Linked DNA regions of Mus musculus: all the other regions are linked to region 1. The links are chromatin loops, found by intact Hi-C in ENCODE. Cell type or tissue: left cerebral cortex. All regions are shown on one strand.

Region 1 (8,000 bases):
TGATTCCATTAGCAAGTAGCACCCTCCATGGTTTCTGCTGTACCAGATTTGCTGAGTAGTTTCAAGGTTGGAGGAAGTGTTGTATAGATTAGCAAGCAGGCCTGCCTTAAGTTCCTGCTTTGACCTCTGTTGAAGATGGACTGTAAGCTGAAATAACCCCTCCCCACTAAGCTGGTTTTGGTCACAATGTTGGTTGAAGCTTTGGAATGAAACTAGGATGTCTGCCGCTTGTCCTGAAGCTGATACTGAGGTTAAACTGTAGCCTGTGACTTTTCCCTTCTCCAGCCTGTGTCTTCACAGCATCTGGGCTGTTTTCCTGTACTCTGAGGTGAAGGATTTGTCCATTTCCTTCCAAGGTTACGCTTCCTGACTTAGCTCTTAACTCTAATCTCCTCTGGCTAATTTCTCACAGCAAATATCTGTAGCTCATCGATCGTCACCTTCTTCTGCACTTAAAAACATAATGAGGTCCAATGATGTTAAGAAAAAAGAATAACATCCAGCGAACCCCTTCTCATTCTATGAATCCCTCTCCCAACTCACGACCAATCTCAGTGCCAGTAGAGCATTTCTACGATGGTGTCTGCCTATACCATCTACTCATCCAAATTCGCCAGGAAGTGACCTCACCACCACAAAGTGCACACGCTGTTTCCCTACGCATCACCTTGTCTGACCATCTGTACCATGTGACCCACTGTGGGCCTAATATCCTGGCTCTCACTGGTCTCTTAGACTTAGAAACCGTTGTCACCTCGACCCATGCTTTACCTTTCAGTGTGTCCCAGGCTCTAACCAGGGTTCTCGACGTTCATCTTTGCCTTTTCTTCCTCCTCCCACCATAGTCTCTCCCATCCCCCATTTTGTCAGATTTTATACGGCTTTCTTGGCTCACATGTCACCAGTCCAGATGTCAGTTATCTCCCGAGACTGTCCCTCTCAAACTCGTGTTTTGACTAATAGGTTCCTCAGCAGGTGTGCTTTAAAAGTTATCCCAGTTCTGTCCTGTAGTTCCCTTTAGGTTCACTGCTTCCTGTCCATCATGAGGTTAAGCTCCTCCTCTTCCAGCTCCGCCCTGCCAAGATGATGGACCTGGGCGCAGGCGCAGAACTGATGGGGCTGAGGACACTCGACTGAACCTGCAGAAGTCATGGGTCAAAACCAGTCTTCCATTGGGTTGGTCTCTCGGGTGTTTGAGTCATGGCTATGCAACAGTAACAAGCGCACAAGTAAATGTACTCAATCTCCTGCTTTCTGCCATTCCAATCAAGCTACACTGTGCGCACGTGCGTGTGTGTGTGTGTGTGTGTGTGTGTGTGTGTGTGTGTGTGTGTTCTGTTTAGGTACAACCTCCTAATGCTATACACTTTCTGCAGAATTCTTTTCAGTTTACCTCAACCTGCATGGAAAACTTCTTTGCAATACAAAGGTTGCTAACACTGTTAATGCTTATGGAGCGTCACTGTGGTCCAGCGCCCGGGAACTTCACATCTACAGACTGTTTCCTTTGCTTCTCAGAATAACTGAGCATGACAGGATACGTTAAGGTTCAGGTGCTGTAACTGAGGATCCTATGGTGTAACCAGGACCGACTCTGTGGCTTCAGGAAGCCACGTAAGCCTTCCTCCACATACGTCTTTGTCAAGCACCCCTTTACTTCCCGAGAACATGCTTCCCTCCCACGCCCACCCCTCGCCCCGAGTTTTCTCATTTCTGCTATGGAGGACATGCACTTCCTTGGAGGCTTGCCACAGGAAATACTCTGGCAGGAAATCTTTCATTTTCCTCTAACAGATGTAATCCGTAACTCCCTCCACCCCACCCCACCCCACCCCCGACCCTCAATACCTCTCACATAGGTACTTATCAGCCACGGTATGCACACATCTTCCCTCAAAGCCTGCTTGCATGCCCTGAATATGAGTGTCCTCTTTTTCTTTATAACTCAGTATTTCTCTTACTGGCCTGTTGCATTTCAATGCTTTTGCTTTTTTCCCCTTTGCTGAACAGGGGTAGGGGTGGGAGGGGGGGACCACTGTAAGACCAGGAACAAAGACAGCCTGCTAAGCACAGCTTGATACAGGTAGTTGAATGCTGAATAGATGAACAGAATAAAAACAAATCTTGATAACCGCCCAGACCTTTTTATTACACATGAAGGAGTTAAGACAAGCTGTCACCAAGAGGGCTTCCAGGTCTAAAACACCAGAATCTAGAGTCTGTACTTGGTAGCGTGACTGAATCAATAAGCAAGAATTGGGGATTTAATGAATTTGCCAAAAAAAAAAAAAATTCCACGAGGAAACACTTCTATGTTATATTTTTATATAATTGTAGATGACGTTTCTTTCTTTGCTTCATTCGCTTTCACCTACTCCATAGTTTACATATTTTACTGTATGGGCTCTACCCCTTTTTATTTAAATTTTGCCATACAATATATTTGTTCATATTTTCCTCTCCCCCACCTCCTTGCAGATTGTTCCCACCTCTCTACCCAGCTAACATTAGGTCATCTATCTATCTATCTATCTATCTATCTATCTATCTATCTATCATCTGTCTGTTTGTCTACCTCACCCAACTTTATGTTATCTGCCTCTTGCAAAAAAATGCATAAAACATTTTATTCTTATTTTTGGATCAGCAACCCTAATGAAGCAGCATACACTGGAACATTCGGTTGCTAAAAGAAATGAATTGTGACTACAGAAGAATCAGGATTGAAAGGAAATGGAGAGCCACAGGAAACCTTGACTTTATCTGTCAAGTAGGACTGTGCCATCCATCCTTAACAGGCAAAGCTGAGCCATGATCGCAAATGTCTATTCGAACAGCTCTGTAACATTTCTTTTTAACTAAAGCCTTCATGTAATTAAGAAAGATTTTGATTGTATACTGATATTAATAGCAATGTCATTTATCACTGATGAAAAATGGAAGCAACCCAGTGTCCACTGAGAGATGAGTCAGCTATTCTGGTGGCAATATGCATATACATAAATATGTAAATGCACTAATACTATAAATATTCATAACTATGCATATTCATGGGTGGATATTCAGCCTTCCAAAGGGGAATCCGTTGTGACATGTGCTACTGACATGGTTGAATCTTGAGCAACTTAAGCCAGTCACACAAGAACAAATATTGCATCATTCCAGGTATACCCGGTACTCGGAGTAGTCAAATGCTAGAGACAGAAGAGTTGGAAGGTAGGAGCAAAGACATGCAATATTTAGTGGAACTAGAATGTGAGTTTGGGAACATAAAGGGCGCTGGAGACAGATGGTGCTGAGTCACTAGTGTGAATGTCTCATACCAGTGGAAGTATGGTTACCATGGTTAATTTTTATATAGTTTATAGTTCCCCACGATCTAAAAGGAGAAAGAGCGAGGATGTGAAAGGACAATTACAGCATCCAAAAGCAAGAATGAGGGAAATTCCTAACACATTCTTTCTGGCCCAGATATCTTGACAAGTTGATATTTTGAGCTAATAACACATATCAGTTCCTGGCCTTGTGACCAATATTAAGCGTGGAGCTGCCAAGAAGTGACAACATGACCATCTTGGGTTTTCAAAGGATGTTGGATGTGGAGGGACAGGAACAAAAGGATCAGGATTCACAGATTAGAAGGAACCGAGGTTTCTGTGCATCATGAGGAAAGGGGATGCAGAGGAAAACAGCTGGACCTAGGATGTGGCTTCCTAGGGCTGCCCTGTCCTCAGATGATAGAGGCTGATGCCAAGAACAGCTTGCTTGAATCTGGATGGACAGGTTGGAAAACACCAGAGGCAGCAACCACTTCCACATGGAGGATGAAGTGCTAGAGGCTGAGGTTGATGATGGCACAGATCCACCAACAGGGCTGATGTTCAGGAGTCTTCAGTGTTCTCACTGATACTAAGAGATTGGATCCACTTGGTACCACTTGGTACCATCTTCATAGATGTCAAGTCAGGGCTTGGCTGAATCATGGAAGTGTTCCTATTTTTAAACGGCTAAAAAAGCACGGGGACATATTAAAGTAGAAAATACAAGACAGATCGGAGCAAAAGGACCAATGCAGAAGAAAATGTTGGCACGAGGTGTTGGAGAAGTGGGAGCAATCCTTGCCAACTGCTTCAGGCTGCTCGTGTATTTGCATAACATTTAAATTGAAGCCTAACTAATTTTCCAACAAAGCACTTGGCTCCAAATGTAAAATTTATGATGAATTAGTCTTTTAAAAATTAAAAGATGGTTTTCTTGTCTATGCATAATCTGTATATGTCTGTTCTTTTTTAATTATTATTATTATTATTATTTTAATTTCATGAATGGCTTTAACCTTGGGCATTTCTGTCTATACTCATTAAAGCACATATTGTGCTGGAGACTTGACCAAGAGCATCGCAAGTGTGCAGATGTCTTACCATGCAAGGCACCAATTTCCCCCTTTAATTATTTCCCTGTCAGAATCAATCTCTCTCTAGGGTCTGCTTTTGATGCTCAGCCAATCAGTCTCATTGTGCTGACACAGTCCAGCTGATGCCAAACAGGACTGCTGCTGAGGTCCCCATTAAGGGAACAAAACACACAGTCATCCCAGAAATGGCACCCTGCTGCCACAGCATGCATCACCAGGACTCGAAAATCACCAACTGCCAGGGAATGAAGGGGGCCTGGAGACTACCTCCTGCCAGTCTAGCATCTGCCTGAAGAAGAGACAAGAGGACAGTGATCATTTGGTGAGCTAGGAAGAGACCCGAGATCTATATACGCCTCCTAATTCCCATAACTCCCTTCAGCTCTCTCCATATCCTCTCATCACACCCCTCCCAACTACTACTCTTTTTTTTTTTTAATAACTCACTATGTCTAATTAGTGCTGTTCATACTTTCATGGATGTGGGACCATCCACTGAACCATGGGATACCCGCTAATGATCACACCCTCAAAGAAGAATGGTTCTCCGTCTGCCATTAGCTATAAACTGCTAATAGCTCCTTAGTGAGTGGTAGGGTCTAGAGAACACCTCTGACTAACAACATCTGCTTTCCTTGCTGTAAAGTGATATCTTCATTGTAGACTTGATAGAATGTGACTTAGTTGTGGGCTCTCAAAAATCGAAGATCCAGAAAAGAAGAGCGAATGTGGGCGATAGGTTATCTTTTTCCCCCCATTATTATTTTTTCCATACTTGTAGATTTTTTACATAGTTTCTTTACTTATATTTCAAATGTTATTCCCTTTCCTAGTTTCCCCTCCGAAAATCTCCTATCCCCTCTCCCCCTCCCCCTGCTCCCCAACCCACCCACTCCTGCTTCCTGGCCCTGGCATTCCCCTATAGTGGGGCATAGAACCTTCACAGGACCTAGAGGGCCTCTTCTCCCATTGATGACCGACTAGGCCATTCTCTGCTACATATGCAGCTAGAACCATGAGTCCCATCATGTGTTTTCTTTGGTTGGTGGTTTAGTCCAAGGGAGCTCTGGGGGGTACTGGTTAGTTCATATTGATGTTCCTCTTATGGGGCTACAAACCCCTTTCTCTAGCTCCTTCATTGGGGACCCTGTGGTTCATCCAATGGATGACTGTGAGCATCCACCTCTGTATTTGTCAGGCACTGGCAGAGCCTCTCAGACACTATTGCGGATGTCAACAAGAGCTAGCTGACAGGAGCCTGATAAGGCAATAGGGTTATCTATAGACCAAATTCCTCTGTCTTAAAACTAGCTCTTGTGAGTGACAGGTCCAATGCGGCAAAGGCAACTAACCAAGGTCCAAGTTCAGAAGTTGTCTTGGATGCACAGTGTCTTCTGAACTCATTGCTTGTGTCTGAGCAATTCCCTTCCATATGAACTCTGCTCCATTGAAGTATCCCAAGAGAACACATGGTCAGGCACAGCTGCACACAGTCTCAGCCCGTGCAGCGATTTCAGACTTTCAGTGGGAAGAGTAAATCAGTGGCCATGGCATGACATCTATATTCCAAGTTGCACTGATCTTGGGGTCAGGATAACATCCTTTGTTCAAGCTGGGAGCCCCAATACTCTCGTCCTAGGTCCTTGTCACTTGCCTGCTTTGTGATCAGATCTTAACGTTCACATTCCCAGACCATACGAGGACCATGACTGGCACAGATAAGACAGCATAGAATGAAAGCCACCTCAACAATCTTTCCTAATAGCAAAATATCTGTGGTGTGTGTGTGTGTGTGTGTGTGTGTGTGTGTGTGTGTGCGTGTATGTGTGAGTGTATGTGTGTGTGAGTGTGTGTGTGTGTGTGTGCGTGTATGTGTGTGTGTGTGTGTGTGTGCGTGTATGTGTGTGTGAGTGTATGTGTGTGTGAGTGTGTGTGTGTGTGTGTGTGCGTGTATGTGTGAGTGTATGTGTGTGTGAGTGTGTGTGTGTGTGTGTGCGTGTATGTGTGTGTGTGTGTGTGTGTGTGTGTGTTTCATGCATTTGATTAGGTTTGTCTGAATGAGCGTAGGTGGGCAAGGCTGTTGGAATGGGAGCAATGTACCAGTGGCTATACCACTGAAGAATATGACTCTGCCTCCACTGCAAAGCTAAATGTTCTACGGCTCCTGTAGCAAGGGTGGGGCTTTATGGTCCCTTCTCCATCCCTGACGGGATGTCTATGGACCCCATCTGTGCAGGGTTTGTGCAGGTAACCACTGCTGTTATGAATCACAGGTCCACTATCATTTTTGAGACAAGTTCTCTCACTGAATATAGAACTCTCTATTCAGCAAGCCCCCCCCTGGGGACCTGAGTAACAGCCATTGTGGTGGGGTAGATAAGTTTGGGTCCCTTAGATTTATGTATTTGAATGCTTGGCCCACAGAGAGTGGCACTATTAGGAGATGTGGCCTTAATGGAGGAGGTGTGGCCTTGTTGAAAGTTTGTCACCATGGAGACAGGGCTTTGAGTTCTCCTATGCTCAAGTTCTACCCAACGTAGCACAGTCTCCTCCTGCTGCCCCAGCTCATTCTCCAGCACCACGTCTGCCTGGACTCTGCCACCTCGGAAACTGTAAGCCAATCCCAACTAAATGTCTCCTTTTGTGAGAGCCACTTTGGTCAAGGTGTCTCTTCACAGCAATAAAACCGTAACTAAGAGAGCAGTTGCATACAATGTAACATTGGCTTTTTTTTTTTTTTTTTGGAAACGTAATTAGTAGGCAAATTATAAGGTTTTGTTTTATTTTCACAAAAATATAGCTAGCTTTTAAATGTGTATCTTTGAATCTTCTAGGCCAAAGTCATCTTGTTCTTTTAAAAATACTACTATTGAAAACATTTGGTCACAAACTCATATCACAAAACTCCACTTGGATTAAAATTAAGCAAGAAAACTCATCAGGAAGGCTCAGCTAAAGGGAATTAATGTATTATCATACTTTACTATATATGAAATACTACATATTTTATAATATGTAACTGTTCCTTTATGAAGATGGATCATTGGCCCTAAGAGAGAGAGAGAGAGGGAGAGAGAGAGAGAGAGAGAGAGAGAGAGATTGAGATTTTCTAAAATCTTTGTGTAGGCACAGTGATATCATGTAGCACAAATGGGTAAGTGATAGGATCCTATGGTGGTTGTTTTAATGGAATATGTTAGGAGGAGAAAACAGATTCCAATTTTTTCGTACAAAATGGGGGTTATTTTATGCATTTGGTGGTTCTTCATTAGATACTGTCTCCCAAATTTAGACAAATTGGTGGCCGTGTGCACATTCAGCAGATTTGAGAATTAATAGGCTTACTACATTAGAAGTGTGAGCAGTGTCAAGTGTAGCTGTGGTTGGCAGACATTGATGTTGGTTGTATTAAAGCCCTCACACAGAGCGTGGATTGTGTCTTGAAGTTGCATTCAAAGCTGGAATGGGCGGTCGTGTGCACTGACCTCTGTGGGCTGGAAATACAGATCAGAGGAGAGGAAAGGAAATGCCAGGAAAGGTTGTTTTCCTTTCATCAAGGACACCAACATCAAAAGCTAACTTCACA
Region 2 (8,000 bases), 160 kb before region 1:
TAAAAGAATTTACTTAATCATAGTTAGTTTTAGAAATAGTTGGTTCTATAATTTGCCTAAACTGAGAGAGTTGATGTTAAGACTAACATCATTAGTATTTATTCTCTTACAATACTATAAGGTAGGATTATTCAAACAGAAAAGGAAGATCTTGAGGAAACTTTATCTCAGCATTAAATTTGTCTCCTGCAATCTGCAGCGTTTCCCTCCACAAACTACTCCTGAATTCTAAGGAAAGCATAACAAATTGGGGAAGGGCTTACAATAAGGCCCTGCCAAGCAAGGGGCAAAGGCGGCATCACCATTATGGGTAATGGTGTCTGATTGGATTAGAGGCATGTTCAATAGGAGGAAATTTAATTCCTGGTATGGTTATCCTTATTGATACCCCTTGGCTAAAGTCATAGGCCCTTGGGCTATTGATAATTTGCTAAATGGTCATGCTGTCAAATTGCTTCCCAGATATTCATGTTTGTATGTATAGACCTAGGCTGCTTTTAACCTTGGTCTGGGAATTTATTTTTTTCTTGAGCAGCAGTCACTGGAAAGATATGTAGCAAATCAAAGAGCTACAGATAGGAGACTGAGTGTTCAGCCCTAAACAATAATATCTATATTAATTCTGTTACCACCAAGCCTTAGGGAATATCATAGATAACAGGAAGATTGTAAGAACCAGAGAACAGTGAGGAGTTCTGTGATGTACAATCTTTACATATTACAGTCATAGACTCACAGAAGCTATAGTTGTTTGTGCAAGACCTGCACAGAATCAAGCTATTCAAGCCTTACCCTCTATCGAGGAGCTATTGTCAGTAACTGTGGGGGAATCGCCTATTGGTTTATTTTTATGCGATTATTTTGCCTACTTGTATGTATTGTATCATGTGCTAGTCTGGTATTATCAGAGGTCAGATGAGGAAAGCAGATCCCCTGGAACTGCAGTTATAGATGGCTGTGATCTACCATCTGGATGCTGGGAATTGAACCTGGGTCCTCTGCAAGAATAAGGACTTTTAGCCAAAGAGGCGTCTCTAAAGCGCTGGAGAAACATTCTCTATGGTGTATATGGCAAATGGTAGACTTTACATACTCCAGGGAATGGCTCCACACCCATACATGAGTAGTACCAACTTGACTTAGTCTTGATTTAGTAGGTTATATATTTTTTAAAAAAGACATGAAGTTGTAAGGGTATTGGGGCACTCAAAAGGGAAAATGAGGGGTAGATATAATTATGTGTTATCATATACATATATAAATATCTCAAAAATGAAACATCTTAAAATAATAAAATTGTTTTATCTTAAAGAAATACATCAACTATAGCCTACAGGAATTGAGGACAAAGAAAAATGTTATTGACAGTTTAAAATCAGGATAAACACTAATAAAATTGACTGCTTCTATAGACTCTAACTTATCAGAATAACAAGGTACTCCATTACACTTTAGAAATACCTTGAGAGGGGAACAAAATACTCCCAAGAGGAAAAATAGAGACAAAGTGTAGAGCAGAGACTGAAGGAAAGGCCATCCAGAGACTGCCCCACCTGGGGATCCATCCCATATACAGTGACCAAACCTGGACGCTATTGCGGGTGCCAGGAAGTGCTTGCTCACGAGAGGCTCTGCCAGATCCTGACAAATACAGAAGTGGATGCTTGCAGCCAACCATTGGACAAGCACGGGGTCCCCAATGGAGTAGTTGGAGAAGGGACTGAAGAAGGTGAGGGGGTTTGCAACCCTGTGGGGGAGCAACAGTGTCAACTGGCCAGATCCCCTAGAGCTCCTGGGAAATGGACCACCAGCCAAAGAGTACACATGGAGGGACCCACGGCTCCTGATGCATATGTGGCAGAGGATGGCCCTGTCAGACATCAGTGGGAGGAGGGGCCCTTGGTCCTGTTGGGGTTTGATGCCCCAGTATAGGGGAATGCCAGGGTGGGGAGGCAAGAGTGGGTGGGTGGGTGGGGGAGGATCCTCATAGAAGCAGGGGGAGAGGGGATGGAATAGGGGATTTCCAGAGGGGAGACCTGGAGAGGGGATAACATTTGAAGTGTATATGTGCTGCCGAAGCGAGCACATACATTTGAAGTGTAAATAAAGAAAATATCCAATAAGTGAGGGAAAAAAAGAAATACCTTAGAAAACAAACTTTAAGACTATTTTATGTAGTACATAAAAAAAATTATCTCATCATTTGAAATATAATTGACTGAAAACATAGCCTGAGCTTAAATCCTTTAGGAGCATGCGGAATGATGGTTTCATTCACATTTCCCTTAAGTATAAACACCTTAAAGACAGTGTCAGTGAAGAATAAAAAAAATACTCAGTGCCCAGTGGGTAAGTAATAATATACATTAATTGCTCCATGAATTTCAGTGGAGCGTGTCACAGCATACATTTCAATGAAGGCATTTCTTTAGCTTCCAATGAGAAGTGCATAGCAAGACCCTCACCAGAAGAAGTCTTGCTGCTTGAGAAATAAATAGAAATGGGTGCATGTTCTGTGTTGTGGAGAGACAGCGGGCACAGGAAGAGAATTTCAGAGCAAATGCTCATGAGCCAGACTGGAGTTGTTTTAAGGACCGGCAGCATCCCAGCAACCTTTGGTTTCCAAACAGTAACTGGAGTAGGGGACCATGCTGCCCCCCATTGATCCAGGTTATAAGCAGTAGCATTGAACCGGGAGCCCAGTCAGCTTTGTCAAAGCCCTTTCTGCCATATGCAGATGGGTAATTGTAAAAAGTCCCTCGCTTGCTTTGTCTGAGTCAGAGAGAGTTTCCTCACCTAGAAATAGGGCTGGCAGTGCAGCCCACCTCTTAGGGTTGTGGGAATAATTCATGGATCAAAATGCACAGAGCTCTTAGAAGTGGGGCTGACCCACAGTTGCCAACATGGAACCTCCTCTGCTAGCAAGAAGTGAACATCCCCTAGCCTTCAAGGGTGTGAATCCTGGATAAATTATTTCAAATATGGAATCCTCCTTCGCCTTGGTCATCATTCAAATGAATTCCCCAGTCAGGGTTTTTCTGCATAAACGATTTTAAACGGAGTTGGATTAAGTCATGGATTGGAGAGACAGAAGGAAGTATTCTCAAGCCATATTTGTTTCTTTGCCTCACAGATGGCCGAATGAAGTCTGTGTTGATCGCACCTTCTTTTGGCTCATTAAGGCTCTGAGTGCTGCGGCTTCCTGGGAGTGAGTGGGAGCTCGTTTGATTGACTGATCTCAGTACAGCAGACTTCACGGGCAGAGACGATGCCCACTGGGGGAACACGTCAGGAAAGGCCAGGTTGCAGTGACGCAGACCACCCTTGTGTGACAGATGTCTCTTTACATGAAGAAGGTGGAAGAGGCTTTAGCAAAGACAGCAGCAGAATGGCAAAATTATTACTAGCGACTTCTAATTGTAATTAGATTTTCAACAACAGAAAAAAAAAAAAACCAAACAGGGTGCAGCTCTTGACTTTCTTTCACGTGAAATTTCCCATGTGTGACATTTTGTGTGTGTGTGTGTGTGCTTTTGGGCTCAGTGGTATCATTCAAAAACCATGCTCATGTGCCTGTAGGCGATTAAAAGACCCTAATGAGCAAGTGTGGGGTCTGTTGGCTTTGAACTTACACGTTGCATGCTCTTACCCTCAGACCCATAAATTATTCCCTGGGAGTAATCTTTAGTGAGTTGCTAGGCGATGGCCAGTTCATGTTTTCCTTTGATTATAGGGCATAACTGCTCCATTGTCAACATGCCAAAAGGAAAAAAAACCCACTTACTTCCAGTAAGATATTAAGACACAGACTGTTTTGAACAAAAGGAGGAGATGCAGAGAGCCAAGAATGTGTCTGGTGTCAGAGCAAGGCTGTTTTGTTCTCCAATTGTGGTCCTGCATTCAACATATATTATTAGTTTTATGAAATTATCCAGTTGTTTACTAATTTCTTAACATAACAGCATTACACATAGGTATGAGAAGATGGGTACCTCACCACAGAAAATAAGTGCTTATAGATATGTGTAGCTTTAGGTCAATGGAGAGGATGTGACACAAACTAAGAAATACAAGCAGGTCAAGTGAGTTAAACTAGGAATAGAGAGGAAACATGAAAGGGAAAAGACCAGAGCTCAGTCTACTGCTTGCTGTGTGTACACTTACGAGAGACGTCATCTGGCTTTGCTCGTAGTCAGGACAGTACAGTGAATGAGGTGGCAGTTGCTTCCTAGCTGGCAGACATAGAGAGAGCCACTATATGTTGTTCTTCATCGGTTTCCACAGTCATAAGCAGGTGAGGATCAGAGGGAAGATAGGATGAGATGATGTACTCAACAGAAAGATCCCTGGCATAAAACCAAATAATACCCCCAGAGCTCGTGTCTCTAGCTGCATATGTATCATAAGATGGCCTAGTCGGCCATCACTGGGAAGAGAGGCCCCTTGGTCTTGCAAACTTTATATGCCCCAGTACAGGGGAATGCCAGGGCCAAGAAGTGGGAGTGGGTAGGTAGGGAAGCAGGGCAGAGGGGAGGGGTATAGTGAACTTTTGGGATAACATTTGAAATTTGAAATGTATATAAAGAAAATATCTAATAATAATAATAAAAAAAGAGTAGGCCAATTAAAAAAAAAAAAGACAGAAGCTGCTGTTTTCCCTGAACGCAATGCCATAGTAACCAAGTATGAGGATTGATCATACATAATTTCAAATGATGGCTTCATGTATTAATATAATTAGCATTATATTAACCAATATAGGAAAAGTTTGAGAAATCCAAGGGAAAACTGAGAACTGTTTGCTACATCATTAGTTCTTTTTCATTGCTGATTACTACTTTATTTAATAATTATAAATTTGTCATATATATGTATATATAACATGTTATATATATAGGTATATATGTATATATATACACATACACACACACACACACATACAATGTCACTAAATTTGGGCAGTTTTGAGTGTGTGTTCAAGGCTCTGTTTACTGCATCTAGGATTACTATGCTATTCTGAGAGTCAAGACCAGAAAGTGTTTTTTTCCATGAGCTTGACGTCCAGAGTGTGGTACTTAATTAGGTGGGTGCCTTCAGGTCACTCTCTACCTGTCCTGTGTGCACTTTTCTTCTTCATTTGCACAATGAAAGTCAAACATGTGCAAGAGTTCCGACACACTCCCTTTTTTTATAATATCATAAGGCCCGTCGTGAGCTCTCATCCCCTCTCAGTTTGGCTCAAAACTGACTGACAATGTGTAAACCTGCTACAAACCGAAGGCCTCTGGATGACAGACTTGGCCCTGCCAATGAGCCCAACTCTCTGCAGATGGACTGCTAGATTCTATGAAGCAGCAAGCTTGCCCGGAGACACTTAAGAAGAATCTGGTTTTCAGAAACTCACCTTGCCTATTGTCTGTCGGATCAAGACAATGGAGTAATGCATTAGGTAATATGCAGTAATGTTAACATCACAAACCAGTGGGCAGGCTGGAGTGTTATCTAGTCCATGGAAGCAGCAGGTAGGAGCTGCAGTTCTGAATTAAGTCAAGAATAAGCCAGGAAGAATGGAATAGCAGTCTTGCCTGTTTTACCGAGAGTCTCAAATCAGCGTGTAGTGTACACTACAATGAATTATTCAATGTCACCAGGCTAGGGCATTCTATACTAAGCCGATTTGAACAATTTTCCCCTTTCTCTGCAGCATTTGGTTATCAGTTTCATGACATCTAGAGTAACAGTTATACGGATCAATTTCTGCAACTCCATCCCTCAACCTACTTTTTTTTGTCGTAAATAAACCAAACCAAGGCAGAGGGCTAGAGCCCCATGCTCCAAGAATGTTTGTCTTGATATCTTGGTGACAAGCTGAATTTGGCTATGACTAGCTTAGCAGAAGGTGTTAGGTTTAGCTGTAAATGAGTAGCGCTTGACAAGGTGAGACATCTTCCTTCAATTGTTGAAACGGCCCAATGACGTTCCTAATTGACGTTTGGAAACAAAGCCCCAGTAGTACTGCACATAAAGTCTCTTATCAATTATAGTTAGGTTATGCAGCAGGGGAGGTAACATCCTCAGATTCCTAAACCTTCCCTTCTTACCTCTTATTTATAGGGATCTTAGCTAGACTCACGACTTTACCAGGCTCCGGTTACAGTTCTCAGGTTCTGTTGACCACATTTTAGCCAGTGGGCCTGAGAGGACGTCATGCGGGCCTTTTTCAAGAGACTACACTCTTTAAAGGAAAGGTCCTGCTTGCCTATTTTTTTGTCCTTTTCGTCTGGGTAGAATGTCAAATGTAGACTTTGTTTGGGTCTTAAGTGGGACCCAAAAGGACCAAAAGAGAAAGGGAGGGATTTTTGTTGTTGTTGTTTTGTTTTTGTTTTTGTTTTTTTTTTTTTTAAAAAAAGGCAGAGCTAAAACCATGAAGGAGGGCCTGCCAACTGTCCAGCTGCCTGCTTGCTCTGGGTCAGACATAACCACCCCCTTCCCGGAAACGGAGCCACTGTGGTGACCTGAGTGAAAGGCCCATGAGATTAGGCCTCTTCCACCACAGAGGTAGAGTGGCTTAGTAGGCTCCGAAGACTTCACGAATCACCAAAAGTCTTCCTGGGGTTCCCCTCTTCTCTGAGATTATATAAGAGATCAATTTTGTCTAGGATGAGACTTTTGGTGCTTCAGTTCCTTAAAAGTCACCCACGTTCCTGAAATTACCCCCAGTAACCTCACCAGCAACCCAGAAAGACTTCACTAGGACCCTTTTTTTTTTTGGTCTATCCTTGCCCTTTTTGTATGGAGTGACTAGGTGTTTACATCACCTAGGAAAAGTCACACAAGGCTGGTACACTAGCCCTATACTACCGGCATCTTTATTCACATGGTGGGCAACAAAGCTTTCTCTCGCTAACGCCTCTGTGGCTTTTAATGTCGAAAAGTAACTGAGCTTTTAGCCACAAGAAATGTATGAGCACAGGTGGAGGCTAGAAAACTCGAGCACTCTTATTAAATTTATATTTATGCCTCATTATAAGGAAACCGTCCCCAGTTTTATACCGAATTTCATTTTCCTTTAAAGCAGTGGTTTTTCTGACTTTCCTAATGCTGTGACCCTTTGATATAGTTCGTTCATTTTTAACAAAATCTCAAACATTTGATTTTATCAAGAGAAGCTTGGGAGGCAGATGCTGGGGTGAGGCAGAGAAAGCACCCAGCTGACCTTCCTCCTCAGCTGATATCCCCAAAGGAAGTTCTCCACCATGCTCAGAAATCCCTAACCTCCAGGTCCCTCCTTTCTACTTCCTGTGTGTCTCTTTACCTATCCTCCCCACTCCCTCTTGCTCTCTGTCTTCTTTTCCTATGTTCACTTCCTGTCAACTGGTTGCTGGCTCCGACTCTTGGCCTATGGTTGACTTTATTTAATCCTCCTGTTTACAGTAAACAGAAAGCTCTTGGATTAAAGGTGTGTACTAGGGCTGAGCCAACCACAACTAGAAACGGGTTCTTCAGGTAAATAACACAATCTTGGGGTTCACAGCTTGTTCAAATATCCTGCAACTCACTTCCTCATGTTGTAGAATTTTATGTTCACTGCTATTTTATACCTGTAATTTTGCTACTGTTATGAATTGTAATGTAGGGGCTGGAGAGATGGCTCAGTGGTTAAGAGTACTGCTGACTGCTCTTCCTGAGGTCCTGAGTTCAATTCCCAGCAACCACATGGTGGCTCACAACCAGCTGTAATGGGATCCAATGTCCTCTTCTGGTGTGTCTGAGGACAGCTACAGTGTACTCATATACATGAATTGTAATGTAAATATCTGATACGCAGGATATCTGGTACAGGATCCCTATGGGAGTTGCAACCCACATATTGAGAATCACTGATTTAAACTGCCATAGACTGACTTAGACATACTTCTGACCAGATGGTCAGTTAACAGAAGGTGCAGATGTAATTACTGTCTCTGATGTGGTCCCAGGTCATACTACACTCTCTTCCT
Region 3 (8,000 bases), 140 kb before region 1:
AAGTAGCTTCAGCAAAATATGTTCTCATCCTTTCTGAAAAATGGGTAGAATATCAAGGAAAGACCACCTTTTATGCTGATGTCCTCTTGTTTATATAGCCATGACGGCTAGCCAAATCAATGCAGGGTCAACAGACTTTGGTAATGTCTCCTCATATGGTAAAAATACATAGAAGTAAACATTAGAAAAATTTAGCAAATCTGCTGGTGTTTTTGGTACTTCTGTGTAGGGCATTTATAGTGAGCGAAGTTTACTTGGATAGGTCAGTGCTTTTTTATTTTTAAATTAATGGAATCTTAGCAGGTTTGTTGTCAAATCCCCAAACTAGACCTTTTATCAGATCATTGGGGTGCATGATGAATAAAGAAATGTTTGAAGAGATTAAGTCCAACAAGTTCTTTCAACAAGACTGTCTTCATTAGGAAGCAAATTGCTCACTGAGGTAATTAAATCATGACGATACAACAAACATGGTTTCCCAAAATGCCCCCTGGCTTGCTTATTTTATGATAAAAAAATATGTTTATCCTACATTTTAATGTAAAGCAAGATGAATAGCTGGTTCAGAAGAAGTAACTAAATCCAAGAAAACACACCTTGATCACCATTGTGAACTACTGGCTAATGTTTGTCTGAGAATATGCTCAGGGTAGACTTGGTACTTTTCCTAATGACTAAGTCTAGGGAATATGATTGACTTAGAGATTAACTTGTCTTTGTGCTGTGGCCTTATGCTTACAATTTACATGCATAACATAATTATTTGGCCTTTAGTACATTCAGATGAAATAACTTCTGAAGAGATTACTGGGCTGTTCAATAAAAAAAAAATCTGTCTTTCATCTATGCAGGTAGAACGAGGGGGGCATCAAGGTTCTGTCTTCGGTTACAAAGATCCAAGGTCTTATAGATGCTTACGATGGCTGTGATTCCCACTGGTTGGGGGTCTACATTTGTTGAGGGAAACTGGCCTCAGTTTCCCTTGGTTTCTACCTTTGTCTTTACCTCTCACTCAGATAGGAGCTTAGCTTGTCAAAAGAAAACCAAGCTAATAAACAACCTGCCTCCCCGGGCAAAGAGTTTGTGGATGGGAATGTCTTGAGAATATTTTGCTAGGTCAGCATACACCATTGTGCTTGACACCAGAAATCTGAGCGGATCTGTATGTGCACGGAGAAACATTCCTTACAGCCTCAACCACGGACACGCAAGGGTTGGGAAGATTAGTGTTTGGTCAAAGAGCCACGCCCTGGCTAAATCTGGTTGACCAAATGTCTCCTTTATTCACCAAATCCTTACAAACTGAAGCACAGTATAACACAAGTTATTCCAACCAGAGAGCCTTCCCTAATCCTAAACTCACTCATGGTGACTCTAAGCTCAGGAAAAAAAGTAAATTAAGATGACGGCATTCCCCAGGCTCTTACGAGACCTCCCCGGTGTCTTAAACAGTCAATCAAGCAGTTCATTAAGTCACACTGCTTTGATGCTTTGGCAAAAGAAAGACCAGAAACAAATCCCAGCAGTATGTCTATCTGGCCTGGGATGAAGTCGGTCTGATGACCAGGTCCCTTGCCAGCATTGACCAGTGACCTCACCAGTGCGTTCTCGGGGAAGACGTCACCCAAGACACAGAGTCAGGCTTCCCACGTTTCCTACCTCCGATGTAAAATCAGACCAATAAGACAGAATACTTAACTTGCTTCTGGTTGCTGTGAGGGTTAGATGACAGGTGTAGAGCATTTACCACAGATAATAGAGTGTGGGTAGACACCATGACTGAAAGCTGGACTCCTAACACTCAAGGATGGGAGAAGATTGTATTAAGTTTGAGACCATTCTGAGCTGAAGAACCAACTAGTAAAAGACAAACAAACAAAAACATGCCTCAAACCAAACAAATACCCTTAAAATAAGGGGCTGGGAATAGCCTGGTCTGAAAAGCACCTGATGTGAAAGCATGAAGAACTGAGGTGAGGTCCCCAGCAAGTAGGAACACCAGGAGTGATGGTAGATGCTATCATCCCAGTGCCAGGGAGGTGGAGACGGCAGGTAAAGCTCTGTGCCTTATATACTGGTCAGTCAGTCTAACCTAACTGGTGAGCTCCAGGCCAACGACAAATACTGTCTCAAAGGAGGTGAACAGTATTTGTGGGAATGGCACTCTGGCTTAATCTCTGGCCTTCACGTGCACACATGAGTGTGTGTGGAGAGAGAGAGAGAGAGAGAGAGAGAGAGAGAGAGAGAGAGAGAGAGAGAGAGAGAGCTATAGAAACTTTCTTATTTTCCTTTCTTCTATTTTCTTATCTGGTAAAGTGTGTCTTCCCAGTATTGAGCAAATAAAACTTTGTTCAGGGAACATATACTTTAAAACTGTTACGTTGGAGAGATGACTCAGAAGTTAAAAGCATTGGCTGCTCTTCTGGGGGTCTTGAGTTCAATTCCCAGCAACCACATGGTGGCTCAAAACTATCTATGATGGGATCTGATGTCCTCTTCCGTCATGCAGGAATACATGCAGATAGAACACTCACATACATAAAATAAATAAATCAATCTTGTTATTTTATAGTATAGAACAGAGTTTATTCAGGGCATGGGGAGGGGAGTTAAGAGAGTAGTAGAGGCAGAGAAAGGCAGAGAGAAGGAGAGAGTAGGGAAGTGGAGGCCGGCCATGACCATGTGGAGGGGGTGGGGAGGGGATGGGGAAAGAGGGGGATCAAGTGGCATGAGGCAAGAGAGAGGCGAGAGTGTAAGAGAATAAATAAATCTTTAAGTATATAGAGTTGACAAAGAAAGAGAACCTGGGACGAGTGTTATATGTTTGTAATCATAGTTATTTGGTATACCAAGGCAGAAGAATTTCAAGTTCAAAGTCTGGTCAGGCTGAAGAGTGAGCTCAAGGCCAGCCTGGGCAAATTATGGAGGCCCTGTCTTGAACTAAAAAAAAAGGTGGGGGAAAAGTCTGAGGACTTTGTTTGCTGGTAGTGAGCTCACTTAGCATGAGCCAGACCCAAAGTTTGAGCTCCAGTGTGGTGATACAGGGTTGGGTAGGTGTAGCCTTCTCTTTGACTTTCTATTCATTTCTCCCTAAGAAAAGCTCTCCTCACGCACAGCACTCCTTCGTGTGGTCTATCACGGTATTTCCATCTGAGATTTTTCCCCACATTCCATTTCCTCAATAAGTAAAGAGAAGGGTGTCTCTCGTCTGCCCTGAGTTGGTTTAGGCCAGCCCTCTCCAACCTGACAAATGATGGTCACAGTTCTGCCGCTTTGGGAGCCAGGGTCTCAGAGCCCAGTTCTTGTCTCTGGTCTGTGAGCACAGGGAGTGGGCAGATCTTCAGTTTCCTGGGAGAGGGCTTTAGGACTTTCTCACTTGCCTTGCCTTAGTCTGATGAGCCATTCACACTCCAGATGGTTCTGTTCAGTTTTAGACCGATCACAATCTACTGTGGTGGTGGTGATGTTGGTGGTGGTGGTGGGGATGGTCGGGCGCAGGGCTTTCATGTACAGTAGGACTTACATAATTTCTTTTTTGGGGGGAACTCAGAGAAATATAACATACTCAATGTTAAGAATTTCAATGTTTAACATTAGAAAATATCTAGCTTTCAGTATTTTACCCTGAGGGGTGTTACAATTTATATATTTAATTTCCTCTGTAGCTAATGGAATTTTGTTATCAAAGAATACTTTCATGCTACGGAGAAATAGTAAAAACATTGGGTTGGAAGTCTAATATACAAGCTAATATTGAGAATATAATTTGAATTTTTAAAACATCAACATTAATTTTATCAAAAGAAAAAGTATCCCCAAATACACATTTGTCACCCAGATGGTGAGCTGCAATTTTTCAAGTACTTATTTCCTTCACATTCAGTTTATATTAAAGAAGAGCTCTTTTTTTTTTTGGTGTCATTCACTAGATAGAGCCCTGAATTGGCAGTGGAGACTTCTCTGTGAGGATGCGGACCCACCACTGTCACTTAAAAGTCATAAGTCATCTTCCTTTTATCTGTTTGTAAATATCACTCAAATGGACACTTCATGGTTTGGCCTTTACATGTTTCCCAAGGGCATATCAGATAAAAAGTTGGTCAGCATCCTATGGTACTACTGAGAAATGGAAGAAGAGGTTGAAGAGATGAGCCAAGTAGGAGGAAGTGAGGTCACGGGGGTGGGGTGGGATGGGGTGGCCTGAGACAGGACACTGGGACACAAAGCTCCCCCCACTTGTTTTACCCTGCTTCTAGGTCTCTGTGATGTAAACAGACTTCCTCCACTGCATGTTTCAATACCCTGATGTTCAGCTGCAGCTGAGCATTTGACAGGGCAAGTGGCCACAGACTAAAACAGATCCTTGTAAGTTGATTAGATCAGATATTTTGTCATAAAGATGGCAATCTGACTAACAACGATGCCATCAGGGTGTCAGAGAAAACGTATTAAGTCATATGCTTCAGTAGCACTTGCTATTTTGTAAAATAAGAGCAGCATTTGCATGCAGAAAGTTGTTAGAGAATACCAGTAACTCAGTTATTTCTGTCACTAACAAGACAACCTTCAGAAAGTGACTAAAATGTCATTCTAGTCCCTCTGAGTCTAAAATGTCAGAGAACCCTTGTGTGACTGCTCCAGCCGTTGGCATAGGATCCTGGTTGCAGCAGTTGCTATACACTGGGTATCTCAGAACTAGAAAATTGAAAAAGCTCAACTTTACCCTACCTTAGAGATAATGGGATTGCATAGATCTGGGCTTTACTTACACACATCACTGCTTGTGCAGCTGGGCAGCAAGTCCTAGCCTTCTTGTCTCTGAGTAAACAGGAAGGATGGAGATGGGACCAGCGAGAGGAAGTTAGGTCATTGGAGCTGTGCCTTTGGAGGGGATGGCGGGATGTTAACTATCATGGATCTGGGAAGAGATTCCTTCCTGTCCCAGCTCAAAATTCTACCCAATCTTATTCTTCCTGACACAATGATACGGTAATGTAAAGACAATCAGTGGATATATTTATACTGAACATTCCTATGGAGACCACTAAATTGGTCAATATTCTTCTATTATGACAAAGGCAACTCACGGTCCTATCTGTTTTGTAGGGATTTCTTGTGGCCAAGTGACCACACACTGAGAAGGGCTTAGAGTTTGGAAAACTCAAATGGTTAATTTAAAAATCCTCCTTTCAATGATGTTCAGGGTTTGCTTGAGTGCACAGTGTCATCCTGGTAATTCCAGTAGAGACTCTCGGCCTGCACACTGGAAATAGAGGAAGAATTGGAACTCAGAACAGACTATTCCTCCAAGTGGAAAACATGTCAGATGGTTAATGCCGATGAGGAATGTCAATGGGCTCTAAAAGCAGCATAAGGCAAAACAACCACCTCACTAATCACTTCCTATCCTATCGACTTAGCAAAATATTTATAAAATACATTTTCAGTGTCATGCCTAATTAAGCCTCTTGGTATTCATTTTTCAGTGAGATGCTCTTTGTCATTATACTAAAAACTGTTACAATAATCAAAGACTAGGAAGTACTGTCAGTCTGTCACCTACCAATATCTGTAAGCCCATCTATCTATCCATCTACCCATCTCTCTCTCTCTCTCTCTCTCTCTCTCTCTCTCTCTCTCTCTCTCTCTCTCTCTCTCCCCTCTCTCTTTCTCTCTTTCTGTGTCTACCATCAATTTATCATCTATTTACCTGTCTGTCTCTGCATCTGCCCATCCACCCACTCAACCACCCATCCATATTTTTTGCTTCAGGAAAACTAGCACACAGACTAGTATTGGTTATAATAATGGCAAACAAATCCCACAATCTTATACCTGTGCCCCATGGGTGATCTTCCTTTAAAAGCATGCACATGTAAAAACAATGACTTACAATGGAGGAAGTAAATTTTTTCCTATACAAAATAAACCATCAGCAAAGATGGAAAAATTCAGTGGAGATCAACGACCTTCTAAATTGTTTTCATGACAGCAAAAAATTCCAGGGCATTTCCTTGCTCTCCAAAGTCAAGGCAATCAAAGAACATGTTAGGATGTAGGAAACTCCATCCTGTTAGAGGATTATCTCAGATAGAGTGTGTGAATAGGAATGGCATTGAAGTATGACAGAAATAATTAAAAACAAAGGGACCAATTACAAGGAGATTCATAGCACCTAGGAAAATGTCTTAGGGAGATGTTTGTATGTTCTTTAGGAGTTCAAGTATTGTCTGAGAACCAAAGTGCCTGGGTGATACTGAGGGACTATTAGTCTACTCCTCTCCTGTATTCTAGTTCTGCTTACAAATAACTTGGAACAGATGCCCACGTTTTTCCCTAGCTCCTACAGAGTGGATTCGCTGTCTGGGCGTGGAGGAAAGTGAATGTTGAGACTGAGAAGCTTTGAACTTGCAGGAGATATTTTGAAGCTGTTGTCTGCTTGGTGAGACTCCATGTCTAATAGTCACTATGGTTGGATGAGTTGTGTCTTCCCAGAAAGTATGCTGAAATCAGCATTCATAGCACTCAGTATCCATGAAGGTGGCCTTGGTTAGAAGTAGCATCCTTATAGATACAAAGTTAACTGAGTAGGGCACCTAAATGCAATGACTATTATCAAGGGGGAATGAGGGCAAGAAAGACTTTGAGGTTGATGTGGAGACAGTTATGAAGACTTGTGTGATCACAGAGGCAGAGACTATGATCTTGTCACCACAGTCATGGGACGCCAAGAATTGCTAGAAGTCACTAGAGCCTTAGTAGAAGCAAAGAAGGAATTTTCCCTAAAACAGTCTCAGAGGCAACCTAGCCCTCTTAACTCCTTAATTTTAGTGTTCTAGACTTGGGAATTGGGAGATAACAGAGTTACCAAATTATTGTCCTTTGTTTCAATGGCCTTAGAAAGCTAATATCTGGCTGAAGTATAGACTCGGAGTCTTTTGTCAATTAGCAACTCAAGGACTCAACTCTGATTTAACCCAAGGGGATATGAAAATTAAGGAACTCAACACTGGGTGTGTGTATATGAAGGTGAATTTGTGAAATATTATTCAGTGGTGTATTATATAAGCAATTTCAGAAGAAGAGAGAGAGGAAGCCATGTAGCTAGCAAGCAAGCAAGATGATCCTAGTAGCAAGAAGCATGGGGTAGTGACACCCCAAAGAAATGAGGTCTCTGCCCATTTTCAATTCTGGATCCCAGTGGAGGCCAAGATTGAAAAACCATGAAATTGTATTAGAAGCTCTTTGGAGGCCTTCAAAGTGTTAACTCTAAGTGTCTATATGGTAAAAAAAAAAAAAAAAAAAAAAAAGTGTATTCTACCTACTGAGAAGTTATAGGTAGGCAGGCACTGTCATTAACAAGCAGAGAGTATCATGGAATGGTTGCACGAACAAGTAACGAGAACAAAGATGTTTTAACATTGAAAATAACCCACAGAGTTTTATAACATCACCACTGAAATATGTCTCAGTAAACTCTGAATATTAAAATGTTATATAATACAATATACATAGTGAATACTGATGCATATTCTCCAAATTTCCAACAATTTAAAAGTAGTACATCAGATCATTAATGATATGAAGAAAACATTTTTGGAATTATGAACCAAATTCAATTAAATTAAAAACCTCATGACTCTTCTTTCGTGAGGGAGTCCTCTTAGAGGTGAAAGGTGATGCGGTCACTAACAAGGGAGAAGTTTGTGACATGATCTTGATGTCTGAATCCCACCTGAGTGTGGGGACCAGTGCAGCTTAGGCCTGGCTAACATCAGGCATATCTCAGAAGTCACCTAAATCTGTACAGGCGGTTTCTTCTTTACCTTATATATATTCACAATTACTCACTAGATGTTCAAAGTGTTTGAGTCTTTCCTTAATATGGAGTCTTGTTAGACCAGCTACTGTGTGAGTAAGCTCTTTAGCTAAAGAAGTTATGTTTTAAAGTTAAAAAAAATCAAAAAGGGCTAGAGAGGAGAATGCTTGGCTTTGGGTTA

The links. Peaks named below come from ENCODE experiments on the same cell type or tissue, not always from the same donor. Only the 100,000 strongest peaks of a DNase experiment are listed, where the experiment ranks them.
Region 2: a loop joins it to region 1, with 12 times the contacts of the local background. A loop is called at or near these places in 2 of 42 quality-filtered maps.
Region 3: it touches region 1 in a loop (12-fold over the local background); 2 of 42 quality-filtered maps call a loop at or near these places.

The regions. Positions count from the first base shown.
Region 1 is chr8:45,554,698-45,562,697 of GRCm38, reverse strand. All of the region lies in intron 1 of Sorbs2 (sorbin and SH3 domain containing 2), which reads right to left. Among named protein-coding and RNA genes, the nearest start is that of Gm16351, 46 kb to the left of the region's middle. In left cerebral cortex, no CTCF peak of the experiment used is centred here; DNase peaks (open chromatin) are centred at 3,289, 4,012 and 4,587; H3K27ac peaks cover 2,149 bases.
Region 2 is chr8:45,710,703-45,718,702 of GRCm38, reverse strand. All of the region lies in intron 2 of Sorbs2 (sorbin and SH3 domain containing 2), which reads right to left. Among named protein-coding and RNA genes, the nearest start is that of Gm30635, 36 kb to the right of the region's middle. In left cerebral cortex, no CTCF peak of the experiment used is centred here; DNase peaks (open chromatin) are centred at 3,064 and 4,204; H3K27ac peaks cover 379 bases.
Region 3 is chr8:45,695,702-45,703,701 of GRCm38, reverse strand. The region is part of intron 2 of Sorbs2 (sorbin and SH3 domain containing 2); the gene reads right to left. Among named protein-coding and RNA genes, the nearest start is that of Gm30635, 21 kb to the right of the region's middle. In left cerebral cortex, no CTCF peak of the experiment used is centred here; DNase peaks (open chromatin) are centred at 3,400 and 4,525; H3K27ac peaks cover 1,993 bases.